Linked DNA regions of Homo sapiens: all the other regions are linked to region 3. Evidence: chromatin contacts called from ENCODE Hi-C or POLR2A ChIA-PET data. All regions are on one chromosome and are shown on one strand. The core of a region is the stretch at or near the end of the contact, and the rest is flanking DNA. Distances in the headings are between cores, read along the strand shown. Region 1 overlaps LRIG1 (leucine rich repeats and immunoglobulin like domains 1). Region 2 overlaps LRIG1 (leucine rich repeats and immunoglobulin like domains 1). Region 3 overlaps MAGI1 (membrane associated guanylate kinase, WW and PDZ domain containing 1).

Evidence for each region. Hi-C counts contacts between places; a loop is a spot of excess contacts on that map. ChIA-PET counts read pairs that join two places held with the same protein, here RNA polymerase II (POLR2A). Pooled maps may share reads with other maps.
Region 1: a pooled map shows a loop between it and region 3 (14-fold over the local background). The contact joins two enhancer-like sites. A Hi-C loop is called at or near these places in 1 of 37 single-sample maps with no recorded cell type and 7 of 50 pooled maps. POLR2A ChIA-PET finds 5 or more read pairs at or near these places in 1 of 52 experiments (RWPE1).
Region 2: a pooled map shows a loop between it and region 3 (6-fold over the local background). The contact joins two enhancer-like sites. A Hi-C loop is called at or near these places in 2 of 37 single-sample maps with no recorded cell type and 2 of 50 pooled maps.

Annotation. Positions count from the first base shown.
Region 1 is chr3:66,471,019-66,474,701 of GRCh38, reverse strand. All of the region lies in intron 1 of LRIG1 (leucine rich repeats and immunoglobulin like domains 1), which reads left to right. Among named protein-coding and RNA genes, the nearest start is that of LRIG1, 28 kb to the left of the region's middle. RefSeq lists a silencer at 2,172-2,221. Within about 2 kb of position 1,906, at least 9 of the 41 ENCODE cell types and tissues checked have a DNase peak (open chromatin) inside an H3K27ac peak, as active enhancers do.
Region 2 is chr3:66,385,031-66,388,988 of GRCh38, reverse strand. It overlaps LRIG1 (leucine rich repeats and immunoglobulin like domains 1), which reads left to right. Exons shown (of 19, transcript NM_015541.3): 13 at 2,688-3,008. Among named protein-coding and RNA genes, the nearest start is that of LRIG1, 110 kb to the left of the region's middle. RefSeq lists enhancers at 1,937-1,996, 2,027-2,106, 2,117-2,286, 2,747-2,846. Within about 2 kb of position 2,593, at least 3 of the 41 ENCODE cell types and tissues checked have a DNase peak (open chromatin) inside an H3K27ac peak, as active enhancers do.
Region 3 is chr3:65,962,593-65,966,491 of GRCh38, reverse strand. The region is part of intron 1 of MAGI1 (membrane associated guanylate kinase, WW and PDZ domain containing 1); the gene reads left to right. Among named protein-coding and RNA genes, the nearest start is that of MAGI1-IT1, 10 kb to the right of the region's middle. RefSeq lists an enhancer at 1,509-2,708. Within about 2 kb of position 2,076, at least 6 of the 41 ENCODE cell types and tissues checked have a DNase peak (open chromatin) inside an H3K27ac peak, as active enhancers do.

The sequences.
Region 1 (3,683 bases), core at 657-3,156, 510 kb before region 3:
GGGAGGGGACAGGCGTGTGGTGGGGTGATGCACCCAGCCACATTGAATGTAGATGGGGCCGGGTGCTGTGGCTGACACCTGTAATCCCAGCACTTTGGGAGGCCGAGGCGGGCGGATCACCTGAGGTCAGGAGTTCAAGACCAGCCTGGCCAATGTGGTGAAACCCCGTTTCTACTAAAAATACAAGAATTAGCTGGGTGCAGTGGCGGGCGCCTGTAATCCCAGCTATTCAGGAGGCTGAGATAGGAGCATCACTTGAACCAGGGAGGCAGGGTTTGCAGTGAGCTGAGATCACACCATTGCACTCCAGCCTGTGTGGCAAGAGTGAAACTCCATTTCAAAAAAAAAAAAAAAGAACGTAGATGGACCTTGTGGAAGAGGTGAGGCATTGTTTTTAGGGACTTTGGCGAATGATTTAAAAAAAAGAAATAAAAGTGTGTTGTGGCCTAGTCATTTTCACAGCCAGTTTTCCATTTGACATAGTAAAATTTTAGTATGTTCAAGGATGGAGGTCGCATGCAGCATCTGCTATTTTCTGCTTGTAATTTCAGTGAAAAGGAAGTTCCATGTTTTAATAGCAGCATAGTCTGTGTACAATAATGCATGCTGAAATACTTTGTGGTTTTTGAATCTTGACTTCGTGTCTTCTCAGCCATTTCAACAACCAGAACCAGGGAAATCATCACTGCTCCACGCCTCTAAACAGGGAAAATGATGTGGTAGATGGTCTTTTAAATTTAGAGTGTTTCACGACGTCTTAGTACTGCAGAAAGAAAAACTTAGCCTTTTGGCTTTAGCTAAGCATTTCATGACACACGTAAACTTTAAGAAGCCCAGTGGAAAAAGTGAACAGGACGAGATCCCAAGTCGATAAGCTAGCTATTAAAGTCAGTGACTTCACTGTGGGCCAGACGGCTGACCTTTTAAAACTGTGTGTTTTCTTTAAAATACTTAGCTAGAGATAGTCGCGTGCCTCCCTGTAATACAGCGGATGTATTCTTGAAAAGTTGTGGGTAAATTCGCTTTTCTAATTTGGCTGATTTAATACCAGGGATCTGCTGTCTGTATTTGTATGATCTGCATTGTTTTGAGGCAGCTGAGAAAGAGAGGATAAACCTAGAAAATAATATTGGAAGGAACCTTGTACTTAATCCATTTGTAACGCCGAGCATTGTGGCAAATGCAAGTAAGCATGGATTTTTATATGAGCTTTATAGATTTTGGATGCTTGGGCTTTGCACAGGCACCAGGAGACCTCACAGAGATGTTAGTGAGCTGTGGGTGTGATGTCACACAGTTGAAAAATAAAGGACGTGTGTAAGTTCCAGTGGAGGCTGATAGAGGACTCCCGTACTCTGGGGAACTTCTGGCTTCCCAGGAAGGGTTTTTCTTACAAGCAGCTCCAGCCTGGAAAGGTAGTTACACCCACTTATGTCATTTGTCCCTTAAAATTTTTTGTGGATGGGGAATGAAGGAGATGCCAGTAGCACTAAGGTAAGCTGTTGTTTGTGCAGATGTATTTGTTGAAAACAAACCACTTTCATTTTCTTCTTCAAATAGGACATATAGGAAACCTATACATTGCTCTTTTGTAACCCAGAAGGGTATTTGCCTAAAATTGCCCTTCTCAGTCTCTTTAAAAAACAACAAAAACCCCTAATCACTACACGTCCAGAAGTGAGTCACCACTGAGTTTGCTTTTTTTTTAATCTTCTGACATACATTTCTGTAACATGAGGTTTTTGTACTAATATTTTCATTGATTGGATTATGTTAGAGAGTGAATTGTCAAAATGAGAGTTAAAAAGGCCCAAAATGTCCGATCCTTTCCTGGTCCTAGGAAAGTCCTAGACAAGAGTGTTTAGAATAGTGTGTAATGAATGACTCAGATGGAGGGAAGGGGTTTTTTGTTTTGATGTTTTAATCTGTGTCTGTCGCACCCAGAGGAAGTAATATATTATTGGAGGTTTCATTCTTAAAGAACCAAGAGTCACTGCTATAGAATTTTCTTATCACTTTATCCCAGTGAAATCCGTGGTTGTACCTTCTGCCGGAAAGGCAGGCTTGGAATTTGGCCACCCTGCTCTCATGACCAGGAGCAATTTTATGGGCCTGTGTTAAAACAGGTATTTTGCTCTTTGATAGCAGGGTTCATCTCAGGGCCCTTAGGTGTGAGCGTGTAGTGTGTAAAATCACTCACCGTTAAGTGGTGAATCATTTCAGTGTATCGGAACAGGAGATTCATCACAGCATCACTTACGGGTGGTGACTGTGCCAAAGTTTACGCAATTCTGTTGTGTGGCACATGGCAGTCGAAGAAGCTTTCCTTGTTAGTTTGCATCTTTCCTGTGACCATCCGAAGTTAGTGTTTTTTTTTTTTTTTTTTTTTTTTTTTTTTGAGACAGAGTCTTGCTCTGTCACCCAGGCTGGAGTGCAGTAGTGTGATCTCGGCTCACTGCACGCTCCGCCTCCCGGGTTCTCGCCATTCTCCTGCCTCAGCCTCCCCAGCAGCTGGGACTACAGGCGCCCACCACCACGCCAGGCTAATTTTTTGTATTTTTAGTAGAGATGGGATTTCATCGTGTTAGCCAGGATGGTCTTGATCTCCTGACCTCATGGTCTGCCTGCCTTGGCCTCCCAAAGTGCTGGGATTACAGGCATGAGCCACCACGCCTGGCCCGAAGTTAGTGAATTTTAAAGCTGCATCACATTTTCAGAAACACCCTGGATTTTGCATTGGTGGTTTCATAGGAAGCTAATCAGTCTCCTGAAAGTGGACATTTAGCAGGGGCCAGGGGCGGATGTGGAGGGGTAAAGGTGGAAGTTTTAGGAAAGGAAAACAGTAATCCGTGACCAGAGAAGCTTTGGTGGACTTTACAAAGCACTTGGTGAACCTGGGATTCCAAATGTATCCACCAGGTTAATGTGTCCTTTTTCTCAGTTTTACCCATCCCATATTTCCTGTCCCTTTTGCCTGACTTGTTTTCAGTACTCCAGAAGCAAAAGTCTCCGTTTTCTGCCGCAGTAGAGCGTGGTTTTCATTTATGAGAACCCTCTGCCATCCTTTAACTGAGAGAACCTCTGGGTTTTACCTCTGGCCGCCCTTCATCCCCGCCATGCCCTCCGTCCCTGCTGGTTGGGATGGATGAGCCTTTGCTCTCCCTGCAGCGGCTGGGGCCCTAGGCTGTCAGGGCACCTCGGGGAAGAGTTCAGTGGGAGCAGGGAGCACCTGGCTCCAAGGTTCCAACCCCCCTCTGTTCTGCAGAATGACTGGGCTCCCAGGAGGTAAAGATTCAGCTCTGTTACTGGATGGGGTGAGGATAGGGGGGCTATTGTGCAGGTGATGAGTTTGCCAAGTCCTGTAGAGCTTAAGGACTATGTGAAAGTTAGTGAATTAGTGTTTCTTTTTGGAGATGATAAAGTAGAGAATAGGCGATCCTGAATGACCAGACTTCTGACCCATCTCTTCCCGCTCCCCATTTCCAAGCCTCTGCAAAGCACTTCTCTAATAGCAAAGCCAAATGGTGGCTGTAGGCACCTCTTGCCTGCTGGGGTGGCCATGGTGATATTCCCTTTGTGGCAGGTCTGTGGGAGGGTCAGCCTCTGGCAGCAGCTATTCCCTGCCCAAATTCCTTTTGCTTGTAAAGTCCCCACCAACTGCAGAGCTGGTGTGTTGGAGCGCC
Region 2 (3,958 bases), core at 1,344-3,843, 420 kb before region 3:
GTTACAAAAATACACGTATCCTGTGTGTTGTATTACCTGTGTAGTTACCTTTAATGGGATTTTTTATTTCTTGGTGTGGATTGGAGTTGCTATATGATGTCCTTTCATTTCAGCCATACTAAATACTCTCCTGGATTTCTTGTGGGGCAGGCCTGATAACAGTCAACTTGCTCTGTGTGTGTTTAAAATAAAAACATCGGAATGTTTTAATTTCCCCTTCATTTTTGAAGGATAGGTTTTTTAATACATAGAATTCATAGTTGAACGTTTTTCTTTCAGTAATTTGAATATCTTCCTACTGCCTTCTGTTCTCTGTGGGTTCTGGTAAGAAATCAGCCGTTAATAATAATGAAGATCCCTTGAATGTGATGAGTTGCTCCTCTTTTGCGTTTTCAAGATTCTTTGTCTTTGGCACCTGACAGCTTGACTATGATGAATCTGCGTTTGGATCTTTGAATTTACTCTACTTGGAGTTCATTAAGATTCTTGGATGTGTGGCTGCACATTTTTCATCAAATTTGGGGCCATTGTTTTGCAGATACTTTTTCTCTTCCTTTTTCTTTCTTCTCCTTCTTGGACTCCCATGATTTGTATGTTGTTGTGCTTGATGCTGTCCCACAAGTCTCTGTGGTTCTTTTCATTTTACCTCATTCTTTTTTCTTTGTTTCTCAGACTACATAATCTCAGTTGACTGTCTCAAGTTCCCTGCCCCCTCCTTCTGCCAGCTCAGTTCTGCTGTCAAGCCCCTCTAGTGAATTTTTCATTTCAGTTATTGTACTTCTAAGTTTCAAAATTTCTACTTGGTTCATATCTATAATTTCTCTTTATTGCTATAAAATTTTCTCATACTTTATCCTTTTTTTTTTTTTTTTTTTTTTTTTTGAGACAGAGTCTTGCTCTGTCACCCAGGCTGGAGGGCAGTGGCGTGATCTTGGCTCACTGCAAGCTCCGCCTCCTGGGTTCATGCCATTCTCCTGCCTCGGCCTCCCTAGTAGCTGGGACTACAGGCACCTGCCACCACACCCGGCTAATTTTTTTTTTTTTTTTGTATTTTTAGTAGAGACAGGGTTTCCCCATGTTAGCCAGGATGGTCTTGATCTCCTGACCTCATGATCCTCCTGCCTCAGCCTCCCAAAGTGCTGGGATTATAGGCGTGAGCCACCCCACCTGGCCACTATCCTTCGATATTTTTTTTAAGACATGGTTTCCTTGAGGTGTTTGAATATGCCTATAATTGCCGATTTAAAAAGTTTATTTAGTGAATCTAAGTCTGGGCTCCCTCAGAGACAGTTTCTGTTGACTGCTTTTTTTCCTGTTTGAGTGTTTCATAATATTTTGTTGAAAATTGGGCATTTAAAATAAAATAATGTGGCAACTCTGGAAATTGGATATTCCCTTTCTCCTCCCCCAGGATTTGCTGCTGTTGCTGTTTATTGTTACAGCTTGCCTAGTGACTTTTCCTGGACAAAGGCTATATAAAGTCCGTCCCCTTAAGTCCCTGCTTGTTTAGTTTAGTGGTTAGCTAATGGTTGGACAGAGAAGTCACCACAACCACTGTCTCCTATCCTTTACCGACGGCTTGTGTGTTTGTGTTGGGGTGTGCCATCACTTCCTATTTGTGTAGACAGTCATGCTCAGCCACAGGTGACAAATGAGGACCCCCTCACGTCTTTCCTGGGTGTGCACATGGCCTTGCACCTGCATGTGGCTGTCTAGATCCCCAGGAATGTATTGGACCTTTTCAAAGCCCACCATTAACACTGTATTCCCCACATTTTCCTTTATAGTTTTTTGGCCAGCTGCTTGTTTGCCCCATGGGTATTGTCCCCTCAGACAGCTGCGCTGTTGAACAGTGGCTACTGATTGTTGTAGTCATGTGCCCTGGGGCTAGGGCTTCTCCTGCTCGGCAAACTAGATCAGGGCAAATCAATGCAAATCCTGTGAATGGGGCTTTCCGTGTTGCTGCCAGATAGGCCACATGGTGTCAGTTCTGAGGATGGGGCTTTTGGGGAGCCCATTCTGACCCTTGAGTGGTTGCTAGGCTGCTGGGTTTCAAGGCTACCATGGAGCTGGGGAGGGAAGAATGGGGCTTTGGATAAGTTAAAATACCACAAAGCTCACATTTCTGAGATGTTGCTATTTGCTTGAATCAACAATCCATGGATTGTTGTAAGCCTTTGGTTTTCCAGAATTCTGAAAAAGTTGCTTTTGACCATTTTTCCAGGTGTTTTCCTTGTTTTAATGGAGGTGCAGATTTTTGGAGGTCCTTATTCTGACATTTTGGAAGTGTTTTACACCCCCTCCTTTTGGAGTAAGGTTTGTGGGTAAGATCTCTGCAGTCATGACCAGTGGTGCCTGACTGTTTTGTGTGAAAGTCAGCAGGCAGAGCCAGTTGTCTTAAGGAAACTGCCGGCTGGCTGGTTTGAGAACTGAGAAGTGGTGGGTTAATTTCTAATCAAGGAGTGTGATCATAAAGGTGATCAGTACTCACAGACTTCTAATTAGATGAGGTCAGATGTCCATGGTGCAACTCTTACGGCATCTGGTTGGTGGGGCTGAGGATGCACAGGGACCTCAAGCTCTGGTTCCTGCTTGGTGTCTGTGTCAGTTTCTGTTAGCATGAACAGCAGCTGGTTCCTCTGTGTACCAAGAACCCAGCGCTTTACAGTTGACCCTTCTCTCCCCAGATGACTTCCTGAAGCCACAGATCATCACCCAGCCAGAAACCACCATGGCTATGGTGGGCAAGGACATCCGGTTTACATGCTCAGCAGCCAGCAGCAGCAGCTCCCCCATGACCTTTGCCTGGAAGAAAGACAATGAAGTCCTGACCAATGCAGACATGGAGAACTTTGTCCACGTCCACGCGCAGGACGGGGAAGTGATGGAGTACACCACCATCCTGCACCTCCGTCAGGTCACTTTCGGGCACGAGGGCCGCTACCAATGTGTCATCACCAACCACTTTGGCTCCACCTATTCACATAAGGCCAGGCTCACCGTGAATGGTATGGAAACACCATCTTTGTTATAGTACCAGAATCCTACAAAGCACACTCCTGATTGCCCTTTCAGCTTTCCATGTAGAGATGACTGAGACAGGACACACACATGCTTCTGTGGGGCACTGTTAAATCCTATTGTTGCCTGGGTTTGCCCCAGAGCAAGTTTTGCAGATTTCAAGGGTTATTCACAATGAGTTACTTGTTTTTGGTGAGTTTTAAAAATCTAGTTATTGGCCGGGTGCTGTGGCTCATGCCTGTAATCCCAGCAGTTGGGAGACTGAGGTGGGCAGATCACTTGAAGCCAGGAGTTCGAGACTAGTGTGGCCAACATAGTGAAACCCCGTCTCTACTAAAAATACAAAAATTAGCCAGGTGTGGTGGCACATGCCTGTAATCCCAGCTACTTGGGAGGCTGAGGCACAAGAATTGCTTGAACCCAGGAGGTGGACGTTGCAGTGAGCCGAGATCACTCCACTGCATTCCAGCCTGGGTGTCAAAGTGAGACTGTCTCAAAAACAAAACAAAAACTAGTTATTAAGTCAAATTGTGGAGAGCTAAGCCTTGTTTTGTCCAGTTCTTATCCTCTATAAGCCAAGAGATCTGGCTTCCAAATTCCAAATACCCCTTAGCCTGGGGAAGCTGCTGTTCTTTGAGTAGATGGCACAGCATTGGAGTCAGAGGCTAGCTACTGCTCCAGAGACTGTGGAGTGCAAGGCTGGTGTGAGCCCTGGCCTGAAAGACACAGTGTCCTGGCAGTTGACAGGTTTTTACTCATTAACCAGCCTTGGAGCTTGTCAAGGGGACCATGTGTTATTGTGTGTTTGGAGGAGGGGGGTGGGGAGTAGATAGCTTGAAGAGTTTACTGTCCCACCCCAGTAACCTAATGGGGTTATCCTGATTACTAACTCTCTAGTTAAAAAGAATTGGCTTGAGAATCATCAGAATGGTGGATC
Region 3 (3,899 bases), core at 827-3,326:
TTTGTCAGTCGCAAGATGCAGAAATTTCAGGATTCTATAAGGTGGCAGAGATTTCTGTGATTGAATAAAACAAATAGGTAGACGCACCTAACTATTATTTATTATTATTATTATTTTGGTGTAACTTTTAGCTATTGAAAAGTCAGTCTTGCAGAAGAGAGAACACCTTGCTGTTTTTTGTAGTTTGGTAAAATACTGTCCCTTCCATTAGTATTTCCAATTCAGAGGGCTTTTGCTGTATGGGCTTTAACTGACTTAGCTGAATAGGAATTACCATGGGGTATTTTGGCAGTGCCATCATTGGTCACCTGTTTAGCTTCTGAGATGCTAGCAAATTACTCTTAGTTTGTTGTCCAAAATATTTTGTGGGAAGAAGGTTAGAAAATAGAAATAAGTATACTACTGACTCTATCTCATACATGGAAGTTTTGAGGACAAACCACACTCCAGTTGGTCATTTACCCTAGATTGTGGCATTGATACCGTCTTCTATCTCTGAGAAGTAACCCATAGTAAGCAGTATAAAGAGGAGGGTGACTGGTGGGGCGTGATGGCTCACATCTGTAATCCCAGCACTTTGGGAGGTGGAGGCAGGCGGATCACTTGAGGTCAGAGTTCGAGACCAGCCCAGCCAACATGGCGAAATCCCATCTCTTAAAAATACAGAATATTAGCTGGGCATGGTGGTGCATTCTACTAGGCAGACTGAAGCAGGAGTGTTGCTTGAACTTGGGAGATGGAGGTTGAAGTGAGCCACTGCACTCCAGGCTGGGCGACCGAGTAAGACTCCGTCTCAAAAACAAACAAACAAAACCAAAAAGAAAAAAAAAAAGGGTGAAACAGAGTCCTCAGATTTTGTCTTCTCACTTGAGTTCCTGCTTCAGTTCAAATTCATTCCTTTCCTCCTCTTCCATTAATCCTTTCTCAGTTCTTGAGATTACATCAAGTAAGTCTCTATCAGGTGTTAATATGTCTTCAGCACCCCCTAACATTTGCTAATTTTCCTTCCTAATTGAGAGACCATACCTTTTAATGGCAAGATTTTGCTTTCAATGTATTTGCTTTTAGTTACTTCATTTTTATGGCAGCTGGTTCTGCATGTCTATTCCTAGAGGTGATATGAAGTTTCCATTTAAAATATATTTAATTACATGAAAATAAAGTGGTTTTAAAAAGGGTAACGTGGAATAGTAGAAGTGGTACCCATATGTGGCAAAAGTCAGGAGGCTGGGATGCAAATGATGGAAGTTCTTTTGAACACTGAATTAAATGATCCTCGGAGTTTGTATGTCTGGTCTCCATTGACAATGGATACTCTGGGCAGATGGAACATTTACCAAATAGTTGCATCTGTTTTGAAGGTACTCAGTGGAAAACCATTTATACTCTACATCTGTTTCTTGGCTAAGAAAAATATATGCAGTAGATTCTGGCCACTTAGGAAAGTTTTAGAGCAAGGCTAATTATGCCTTGGGGCTTTGGCGAATGTGCTTGTCTTTATGAAAGAGTCCTTGGCATCATCAGTACCTAGAAGTAGATATGCATATGCATATAGTTTCCGGGAGAGTTTCTTATTGAAATTCTTTCCATTTCTTGTGTGGCCTGGACATCCACAAAAAGGGGACTGTGTATCTGTTGGACTTGGGGGTGGCTTCCTAAGGCTGTTGAACATAAAAAAGGGGCATCCTCAGGGAATCCCCTGAAAGTGAACCTAGGATATGCCTGAGGATTTGCATGATTCCTGGGGATTCTGGTCAGGGAGACAAAGGTGTGCAGCTGCTCAAAAAATCTGTCTGAGTGGAGTTAGTGCTAAACAACCTGAAGTTTGGAGAGGAGTGGAAGTTAAGGGCGATAGCCCTGCCTTGAAAAGAGAACCACATACTCACCGGTGATAACTTGTGGACAGTTCATGGAGCTATGAGAATGGGAGCAAATGAAAGAGATGGTGGTTCCCCCCGCCCCCGCACTACCCCCAAGATGTATAAAAGGATATACCTTTCTTTCTATCTCAATAAGAAAGGAACCAGTGACTCATGCCCTGTTCTATGAAGTGTTCTTCTCTCTATGACTCATTCACTCTCTGACCCACAGATATAAGTCCCTGTTTGGAGTGTCAAGGTGATTTCAGATGACCTTTCTTTCTCCTTTGTAGGGTCTGATTTTGATATCAGTAGGGAGGTGATACTCCCACAGTTAGGGCTGCCATACCTCAGCAGGTGAGTGGTTTGGCTTCTCTCAAGTCTTAACATTGTTTTTGTTTGTGGATCTCTGACGCTAAGGTAATTACTGGGGGCAGAGGTACACTGTGAATGAGACAGGGACAGGATATTGAAAGACAGGGCAGGGCAGTTGCTGTGCTTAATGGGTTAAAATTGTGTTGGTTTCTCAGTCTTCAGGATGGTGGCTCAAAGCTTCCTTGCAGAAATGTGATGCAGTAAAGATTAATGTTAACACCCTTAACAATTATATTAGATGAACTAGACTCAGGAATCTGACTCACTGCCCTTCATTGGAAGCTTGGCTTAGTCATTTCCCAGCCTTGTGGTCTCAGACAAATTTCTTAATCATTATGAGCTGTATTTGTCTAATATATGAAAAAGTGTTGACCTTCAGTCCACAGATATCATTAAGTACCACTCTATCCCTGGCATTGTGCCAAATCTTGAAATAAATAAATGTATACAACAAGCAAAGCTCTCTGTCTTTATGAAATTTTTCTCCTGTTTTGGGAGTGTTGTGCGATTTCAAGTAAAATAGTGCATGTTAAAGTAGTTCGCATAGGGCCCTTTTAAAATCATATAAGAATTATTATAGAAAAGTTACAAACTGCCCATCCTACATTACATTGTCATTATTTTTATTTATTTATTTATTTAGAGACTGAGTCTCGCTTTGTCACCTAGGCTGGAGTACAGTGGCGCGATCTTGGCTCACTACAACCTCCGCCTTCTGGGTTCAAGTGATTCTCCTGCCTCAGCTTCCTGAGTAGCTGGGACTATAGGCGCATGACACCATGCCCAGCGAATTTTTGTGTTTTTAGTAGAGACGGGGTTTCACCATGTTGGCCAGGATGGTCTGGATCTCTTGACCTTGTGATCCACCCACCTTGGCCTCCCAAAGTGGTGGGATTACAGGCGTGAGCCACCACACCTGGCCGAGCTACTTTTTTTTTTTTTTTAAGAGACAGAGTCTCGCTCTGTTGACCAGGCTGGAGTGCAGTGGTGCGCTCTCGACTCACTGCAACCTCCACCTCCCGGGTTCAAGCAATTCTTCTGCTTCAGCCTTCCCAGTAGCTGGGACTACAAATGCCACTCCCAGCTAATTTTTTTTTTTTTTCCCCACTGTGTTGGCCAGGCTGTTTTCGAACTCCTAAGCTCAGGCAATCCATCTGCCTTGGCCTCCCAAAGTGCTAGGGTTACAGACGTGAGCCACTGCGCCTGGCCAGATTGTCATTATTTTAACAGCAGAACTCTCTGAACAAATTACTTCATTGTTTTATATGCAGTGTTTAAAAAAAAAAACTCATCTTGTTTTAACTTTTTTTTTTTTTTTGCTGACACTTGAGGTAAAACCTAATTTCTCTGCTCATTTTTTTGTGACTTTCTTTTTCTTTTCTCCTCTTCTTCTTCTTTTTCTTCTGCTTCTTTTTTTTTTTTTTTTTCCCCCCGAGACAGAGTCTCGCTCTGTTGCCCAGGCTGGAATACAGTGGCATGATCTCTGCTCACTGCAACCTCTGCCTCCCATGTTCAAGTGTTTCTTGTGTCTCAACCTCCTGAGTAGCTGGGATTACAGATGTGGGCCACCACGCCCAGCGTTTTTAGTAGATATTGGGTTTCACCATGTTGGCCAGGCTGGTCTTGAACTCCTGACCTCAAGCAGTCTTCCCACCTCAGCCTCCC